Regions from separate parts of the Homo sapiens genome. Here region 2 is linked to region 1. The links are chromatin contacts, found by Hi-C or POLR2A ChIA-PET in ENCODE. All regions are on one chromosome and are shown on one strand. The core of a region is the stretch at or near the end of the contact, and the rest is flanking DNA. Distances in the headings are between cores, read along the strand shown. Region 1 overlaps PTPRG (protein tyrosine phosphatase receptor type G). Region 2 overlaps PTPRG (protein tyrosine phosphatase receptor type G).

Region 1 (4,371 bases), core at 590-3,089:
TCAGGACTTCGCAGAAACAGACCTAAAATAAAAGGAGTTTCAGCAGTTATGGAACGATGGCTCCCAGCAAAGTCTGTAGTTAAGCACCCCAGTCCTTCCGGACCTGCTATGGGTATACGCAGGATTTGTTCTATGTGTAGCTGTAGCTACTCCTCTGGATTTGTTCTATGTGTAGTTGTTGCTACTCCTCTGTAGCAAAGAAAAGAAAAATACAATGTCTCAGTGCATTTATCTTTTGATGACTGTGTGGGCTTCCCTCACACTGCATCATCACCTATTTCATTAAGTTCATCACATTCTCTCACTAATTAACCTTTAGCAGCACCTGGGCTTCAGTCAGCGAGCGTAAATCTCATTCCCATAACTTAGGGTGCGAGACTCTGTTTTATTTCAAATCCATCTTTCAGGGAGAGCTTTCAAATACGTTGAATCCTATAGCACTCTTTTTCATCACCTACACATATCTTTTCACCGCATTTCCAGTTTATAAAATAAAACCCTGTAAAATTATTCATGAAATTTCCCATGCTGCAGGTTCCCATAATCTATTCAGGTAAGAAATGCAAAAAACAAACCATCCACCATTATGTTGATTTGAAAGCATTAATTGTGGCCATGGTTTTATGAAGAATGTTATCTATTTCCATCCTGTACAAATTTAGGAGAAACTGTGGTTTCCTGTTCCAGGGTGTTGTCCAAAAATGACTCCACAGAAGTCTGCAAAAATAATCTTTGACGTTTTGTTTCAAGAGGAATACTTGGAGTGTTTCCCACTGAGAGAGGAAATGGGTTTGTCCCAACTGCAAAAGGCCCAGTGTACTCCAAAGACTGCAAGAACAAACGCAATTTAGGTTTGAACAATGTTTAATGAAATCATTATTTCACAAACACTCCGGGAAGGAACTTTTGCTGTGATATCAAACTGTTCTCCAGCCAGATGGCCTGACTTCCCTGAACTTCAGTTTCCTCAACTATAATGTGAAGATGAATTGAATTACCTGCCTCTTTATGAGATTTATTGTAAGGAATAAAACAAGTGCATTGTGCTTGGCAGAGTGCCTGACACATAGTAGGAGCACAGTACAGGTATTTTACACATGTATACATGTGTGTGGGTGTGTCTTCTCCTTTAATAAAGCATTAGATTGAGCATAAAGACGACTCAAGATATAGTATACTGAGCAATTTAGGGAAGAGCAAGTCTTTATATTCCATGTTCATTATAGGAACAACCTGGTTTAACAAAACGCATAATGAATAAAAATAGTCTGAAATAATTCTAATATGAAAAGATAAAATACATTTGCAAGACCTGATGAGTTGCTATAAGATATATTAAGATACTCTAAAGTATAACTCCACTTTGGAAAAGAACAGCCTTAACTTGGAAAAGATAAAAAATGCAAATGTTCCTTCAGCATTTTCCTTTAATTCTGACTCACTGAATGTGAAGTTTGCCAACAGAGGATTTCAGGGCCAAAATGGGCTGCTCAGAGGTCAGGCACACAAAGTGCTTTCCCTTGACCAAAGATCATACAGAGCCTGCCTAGGGCAAAGACTGCAGCAAGGCTGTGACTTCAGCCCCACCCAGCAGTCACAACCACGCGTGAAGGTGGGGGCATGGCGAGAGAGAGTGCAAACATGGAGGGAGGTTTTCACCTCTACCCCAAGCCTAAGAGGCTTTTCACTGCCAGTCCTGTAGCATGAGGCACTCCAGGACATGCACTTCAGCCAATGCAAAGTGTGCATGAGAATTGCCTACGTCCTCAGCCACAGCTCAAAACCAGGAAAGGCTCCAGGTTCCCTAACACTCATCAACTAGAGTAACAAACCCTTCATCTGCATAAGTATTTACAGCTCATGGCAGGGGACAAGGCGTCTCTGCAAATACTTTCATAAAGTCTGAGGAAGAAGACAAGGGGAAAAGCAAGCTGGATCCAAAGGGAAGCTCTCTATATAGAATGCAATTATGTAAGAGTTTAACAGTGGAAGCAGAATCAGAAATTCGTCCGTCACAGGACAGAAGGCTGTCTTAAGCCTCTGTCTGCATCTCTTCCAGAACAGGAAGTCTCTGTGAATATCTGGACATGTTGACCAGCCCAACTTTAAGGCAGAGATTTTTTTTTTCAAAGATCATTTATTTGTTTTGTTCTGGATTTCCAGACAAAGAACATGCTTCATACAATCATTTGAACCTCTTCTATCTTCTTGGCTTGAGTTTTTGGAGCAATGAGCAACCTGGAATCCCCGAAGGAGGGAGGTCTATTAGAATTTTCTGCAGTGATAGCCATGTTCAGTGTCCTCGCTGTCCAAGATGGTAGCCACACTGGCTCCTGAGCCCTCAAAATACAGCCGGTGAGACTGAGTGCATGAGTGTCCTGGGGTGCTAATAACAACACACCACAAACTGGGTGCCTAAAACAACAGTTGTTGTCTCACAGCTCTGGAGGGCAGAAGTCCAAGATCAAGGTGTCAGCAGCACTGGGCCCTTCTCAGAGCCATGAGGGGAAGATCTACTCCATGCCCCTCTTGAAGTTTCCCGTGGGCTGATGGCAATCTTCGGGGGGTTCCTTGGCCAGTAGATGCCTTGCCCTGATCCATGCCTTAACATTTGTGTGGTGTTCTCCCCGTGTGCTTGTATCTCCATCCAAATTTCCCATTTACATAAGGACACCTGTTATACTGGATTAGGTGCCCATTCTACTCCCGTATGGCATCATCTTAACTCATTATATCTGTAGCAACCTTATTTCCAAAGAAGGTCACTTTCTGAAGTACTAGGGGTTAGGAATTCAACATATGACTGGGGGAAAGGGGAAACAACTCCACTCCAAACACCGAAGAATTGAATTTTTAATTTTATTTTTCCATCTATTTGAATGTGAATAGCCACATGTGGCTAGTGGTTACTGTACTAGACAGCACAGTCGCAAAATATTGTCCCTCTCTCTCTATTTTTTGAGACAGGGTCTAGCTCTGATACCCAGACTGGAGTGCAGTGGTGCCATCTTAGCTCACTGCAACCTCCACCTCCTGGACTCAAGCAATCCTCCAACCTCAGCTTCCTAAGTAGCTGGGACTATAGGCATGTGCCACCACACCTGGCTAATTTTTCTATTTTTAGTAGAGACGGGGTTTTGCCATGTTACCCAGGTTGGTCTTGAGCTCCTGGGCTCAAGTGATCTGTCTACTTCAACCTCCCAAGTGCTGGGATTACAAGCATGAGCCACCACGCCCAATAAAAATATTGTCTCTCTTTCACTGTGCTTTTACCAAGAGCTTGCTGTGTTCTAGGTACTGTGGCAAGCTCTATGCATAGAAGGCACTGGTGCCACCAGTTACCCAAGGAGGAAGCCCAAGTTCAGAGAAGGTAAATAAGGTACTTTATTCAAGGTCAATGAGCCTCAGAGTCAGGAAGGGAATCCAGATGGGTGTTTTTTTTGACTCTGAAGCCTGTTTCTTGAGCTGCCCCAGTGGCTGTTTCCTTTACAATTTAAATAAGAAACCACCCTAGGACCTGCAACCGTCACATGGATGACTACATTCCTAGCTGCTTCTTATAGGAAGACAATTCATCACTCGGATATTAATTGCTATTGTACGAATTAATTACTTGCTATTGTAGCTTTAAGCCTTAACAATGTAACAATAATTGTCTCTTTTAAATTACAGGTATAAATAATAAAATACAGCAAATCAAATATTTCGAGCATTTATCAGAGATTAGACACCGTAGTGAGTGCTTTAGGCAGATCTTCTTTAATCTTCACAATAATTACTATTATTATCCCTATTTAATGGATGAGCAAGCTGAGGCTTTCAAAGGTTAAGCACTTTGCTCAAGGTGACAGCGCAAATTAATGTTACATCTGGAACCCAAATTCACATCCCAAACTGGGACCCTCCCTCAGTCTTCTGCACCCACTAAAAAACCTTGACAGTTCATTTCACCAAGCACCTATCAGGTATTTGGCAGGTGCCTTTTAAATCACTAATACTTTAAAAACACAAAAGAATAGGAAACAACCTCCACTCACAAAATGCTGGGATTTCAAAACTGTCTCCCTGAACCTCTGACATTTGATTTCGTACAACTTATTAATATACATGCTTATGGACCAAAAATAATGGAAAATACATTATAAGACATGAAATATTTCACAGTCTCCGAAGTGATTCACCTTGCAAAGCAGCCACCCCGTGTAACAGAGAACCAAAGAGAGCTTCCTTTTTTCATCTTCCACAATATACACCTTTACAGAGAGAATACTCCTTGAAGACATTTCTGGTGAGAGGTTTAACTCAAGTAATAGCTTTGCATGAGAGTTTAAGGATGAAGTATGTGATTTTAAAAACAGCATCATGGGTTTT
Region 2 (4,371 bases), core at 1,377-3,876, 110 kb after region 1:
AATCATTGTTAAGTGTGTACTTCCACCTGTGCACAGGGGACTGTGGAGGGAGTGCTCCTGGAAGAAAAAGTTTGGAAAGCAAAACAAATATTCAACTCATCTATTTATATTTACTTGGTCAAATGCCTAATGAACGTGTTTTTAGATTTCTTTTGATATTATTTTTACAAACTTCACCTTCACCCTTCTTCATCTGAATTAGGATTGTTCACAAAATGAACTGCTTAGACAGATCAATGGGGGAAAAAAAAGATAATAGTTAATGAGAATCAAGCCAAATACAAGTATTCACAGAGAAAATAAGGAAAAGAAAGAATATACATTATTACTAAATTTTCCCTTAGCTATATAGTACATAAAATTACACCCTTGATAATCATACAAGAAAAAAAAACTTCCTGCCTGTATGATACTTGTAGAGGTACAGAAGGCTCTACTATGGATTTCAGAGGAACCTTATGTCAGTGATGATTAAAAAATTAAAAAAAAAAAAAATGGCCGGGTGCGGTGGCTCACACCTGTAATCCTAGCACTTTGGGAGGCTGAGGCAGGCGGATTGCCTGAGCTCAGGAGTTTGAGACCAGCCTGGGTAACATGGTGAAACCCCATCTCTACTAAAATACAAAAAATTAGCCAGGCATGGTGGCCTGCGCCTGTAGTCCCAGCTACTCGGGAATCTGAGGCAGGAGAATCACTTGAACCCAGGAGGCGGAGGTTGCAGTGAGCTGAGATCACGCCACTGCGCTCCAGCCTGGGCAACAGAGCGAGATGCTGTCTCCAAAAAAAAAAAAAAATCATTGTTTTAACATGGATGTGAGCATGGCCTCAACCTCAACTCTGCCTCCCAAAACAATTCTAAAAAGAACTTTTCCGTAAGTCGGTGTGAGCACATCTAAGTAAAGGCTAATTAATAAATTAAATCTATGGTAAATTGTCTCTGCACAATGAGAAAGACTTTGTCTTTAGCACCTGTTCAGGATGGCTCTATAATCATGCATCTGTATTCAGGGACAAATATGCTTTGGGTAGAAAAATTCCAAATACACTGCTCTCTTCCTCACTCCAAGTCTGTAGGAACATTTCTTCCCCCTCAAACACAGGCCTCTCATCGGCTTTGTTTGATTCAATCAATGTAGGCCTGTCCCCGGCATTTCAAAGAAAAAAAAAAAAAAAACTCAAGGAATTGGGGTTAGTATTGCCCAGGCAACCACTTTAATGTTGCTAGTCAGAATATCCCAGGGCTACAGGTTCATTTTTGTTATCTCCATTTTTATTAGGTGTTAGATTTGCTTCCTTTCCAGCAAGAATGAGGCTGGCTTTGTTCTCTTCAATTGCAGAAAGAAATCATCAGAAGAAATATCTTGCATTTTGCTTTGCTTGAAGAGGAGTTATTAACTTGAAATAACACAATACGAGTCTCAAGGAAAATAATTTAAAAGGGCTATTACAATCTTAAATGAAGTGATTTAATTAAAAAAATTCTAACCACATAAAAATTTTCGCTAGAGCACATCAAGATGGCTAAAGCACTTATCTCTAGGTCTGTTTAAATAGCTCTAAAAGCAATTTCTTAAATTAATTATATGAGGAAAAATGTTTTGCCTTTTTGGGAAGAAGAGCTATTTAACCAAAGTCCTTTCCTGATGAAGAAACTGCAGCTATTAAAAAAGTGGGGTTTGTTTCCTTTCTCTTTTTTGGCTATGCTTTTTCAAAAACCTCCTCTGGCTCTGACCAATTATGCTATAAGATCCATCTGAAGAGTCAGACGGAAAAGCAGTTTCATGACTTTGGAAAGCTCACATTCAAAATTGAAAGTTTCAGTTCAGTATTATTCCCCCCCTCTCAATATCTATTTATATACAAGAAGCTAGGTGAAATCAATTTCAGGGAGACTTTTCAACTCTGAATATAAATCCTTTTATGACTCTGCAATACGGTCAATCAAACTTGGGATAGGAAGGAGAACAAAAAGGCAGTTTCCTTTTTTATTTTTAATAAATACACTAACGTTGAAGAGTCATTTTGTATCTTTGGGGGTTTCCCTATCAGGCAAAATTAAATGAAACGAACTCTTCCTTTGATTTATAGACAGCAAACGAGAAAGACATCGCATATGCAGTAAAATACTCTGGAACAAATTGGGACAACCGGGTGCCAAAGCCAAAGAACCGCAGATCACAGAAATCCTGGGTGAATTCTGAAAAATAAACACTCCTTTAAATATTACTTACAAAGGTTTATTAAATGGATTTGTTCTTAAATATCACCTCTGCATAATCAGTAAGTGAGTATTAAGTGAAAAGGTGAGAGAAATAGATGGTATTAGGAGCAACTGGAAACCTCCAGTTTTTCTTGCATGCCTGTCCATTCATATTCTGGTTAATCTATTCTTTGATATTTAACATAATGGAACCAAAAAGTAGGAGAGAAAAAAGCCTGCAGATTTTAGGTATTTCAGAAATCATACATGATATCTGAGGTTTATTCAAGAACCAGTGTTTCAGAAAAAGCGAGAAAGAGAAAAAGCACTTTGTAAAATGCATTTAGGAAGTTTCTCTTTAACAGTCATGCTCTAACCAGAGAGTTCTTATTAAAATAATTTACCCAAAGTGAACAGATGTTGGCTGGGCGTGGTGGCTCATGCCTGTAATCGCAGTACTTTGGAAAGCCGAGGCAGGCGGATCACTTGAGCTCAGCTTGGGAAACATGATAGACCCATCTCTACAAAAAATACAAAAATTAGCCAGGTATGGTGATATGCACCTGTAATCCCAGCTACTTGGGAGGCTGAGGTGTGAGGACCGCTTGAGCCTGGCAGGCAAAGGTTGCAGTGAGCTGAGATTACACCACTGCATTCCAGCCTGGGTACAGAGCAAGACTTTGTCTCAAAATAAAATAAAACAAAACAAAAGTGAAGAGTTGATCAATCCCAGGATGAAACAGTAGAAGGAACAGGGAAATGAGACTAAAGATATTGTGGCAGAAACAAAGATTTTTAATTTATGTTTTGGGAAGAAGTCAGGAATGCTTTTTAAAGCTCCATCTCAATGTCAAAGAAATAAATCCATTCCTAAAATTTGTCCTGCTCTGCTTTAGTTGCTAAAATTCACAAAGAAAATGAGTAATGGTGCTGGTGATAGGTAATGCTTCTTTAGCACTTACCATGTACCAGGAGGCACTGTGCTGATCTATTCAACTGAAATATCTCATGTTAACCCTCACCAGAGCTTTCTGGGATAAATGCTCTCATTATTCCCATTTTAAAAACCAGGCAATCTAGGCACAGAATGGTTAAGGACCTTGCCAAAGTCACATGGCACATGACAGAGAAATGAATACACACCCAGACACTCTAAACAGATAGAGAAACGGAAAGGAAGCTCCACTGGGACCCCCTAATTAAGTGTGAGGGGCTACAACATAGAAATGAATCATGAAGATTTAGTTATTTCACAAAATATACAGAGTATAAAGACCCAAACATGAAATACCAATATAGAACATGTTTGAACTGATACAAAGTGACCTTTGACCTGGGTTTCTCCTGGACAATTCTAATTTCATAGAATCTGTCTCAAGAACACTACTAGGTACTTAAATGCCCAACCCTGTGTCCCACAAGAAACACAGTATGTTTTTGACTGTCCTTTTAAGAGATTTCACACTGTAAAAACCCTCTAGTGGCACTAAAAATACTATAATAAAAGTGATCATTCCTGAAAATTATTACAAGGCTTGTAAAGAGAATTCTAACACTACAGCCTACACAGGAAGGCATTATGCTAACACCAACTAACTGCTGCGAAAACAATTCACTTTCTTTTAAACAGAAAAAGGGAATGTTCCACGCAGGCATATGTTCACATTTTAACTGAGCAGTGGGGATAAGAAGCACCCTTCCAAATTGTGCTGTCCGACACTGTCGCCCCTAGCTAATGCAAGATTTATTTATTTATTTATTTATTTATTTATTTATTTATTTATTTATTTATTTTGAGACGGAGTCTCGCTCTGTCACCCACGCTGGAGTGCAGTGGAGTGATCTTGGCTCACTGCAAGCTCCGCCTCTCGGGTTCATGCCATTCTCCTGCCTCAGCCTCCCGAGTAGCTGGGACTACAGGTGCTCGCCATCATGCGCGGCTAATTTTTTGTATTTTTAGTAGAGACGGGGTTTCACCGTGTTAGTGCAAGCTCCGCCTCCCGGGTTCATGCCATTCCCCTGCCTCAGCCTCCCGAGTAGCTGGGACTACAGGTGCTCGCCACCATGCCCAGCTAATTTTTTGTATTTTTAGTAGAGACAGGGTTTCACCGTGTTAGCCAGGATGGTCTCAATCTCCTGACCTCGTGATCCGCCCACCTCGGCCTCCCATA

What was found. Hi-C counts contacts between places; a loop is a spot of excess contacts on that map. ChIA-PET counts read pairs that join two places held with the same protein, here RNA polymerase II (POLR2A).
Region 2: a map of heart right ventricle shows a loop between it and region 1 (2.1-fold over the local background). The contact joins two enhancer-like sites. A Hi-C loop is called at or near these places in 3 of 168 maps with a recorded cell type or tissue (heart left ventricle and heart right ventricle). POLR2A ChIA-PET finds 5 or more read pairs at or near these places in 1 of 52 experiments (HEK293).

What each region holds. Positions count from the first base shown.
Region 1 is chr3:61,845,504-61,849,874 of GRCh38, reverse strand. The region is part of intron 2 of PTPRG (protein tyrosine phosphatase receptor type G); the gene reads right to left. Among named protein-coding and RNA genes, the nearest start is that of PTPRG, 290 kb to the right of the region's middle. Within about 2 kb of position 1,839, at least 22 of the 41 ENCODE cell types and tissues checked have a DNase peak (open chromatin) inside an H3K27ac peak, as active enhancers do; they include heart right ventricle, where a contact is called at or near this core.
Region 2 is chr3:61,732,333-61,736,703 of GRCh38, reverse strand. The region is part of intron 1 of PTPRG (protein tyrosine phosphatase receptor type G); the gene reads right to left. Among named protein-coding and RNA genes, the nearest start is that of PTPRG, 170 kb to the right of the region's middle. Within about 2 kb of position 2,626, at least 3 of the 41 ENCODE cell types and tissues checked have a DNase peak (open chromatin) inside an H3K27ac peak, as active enhancers do; they include heart right ventricle, where a contact is called at or near this core.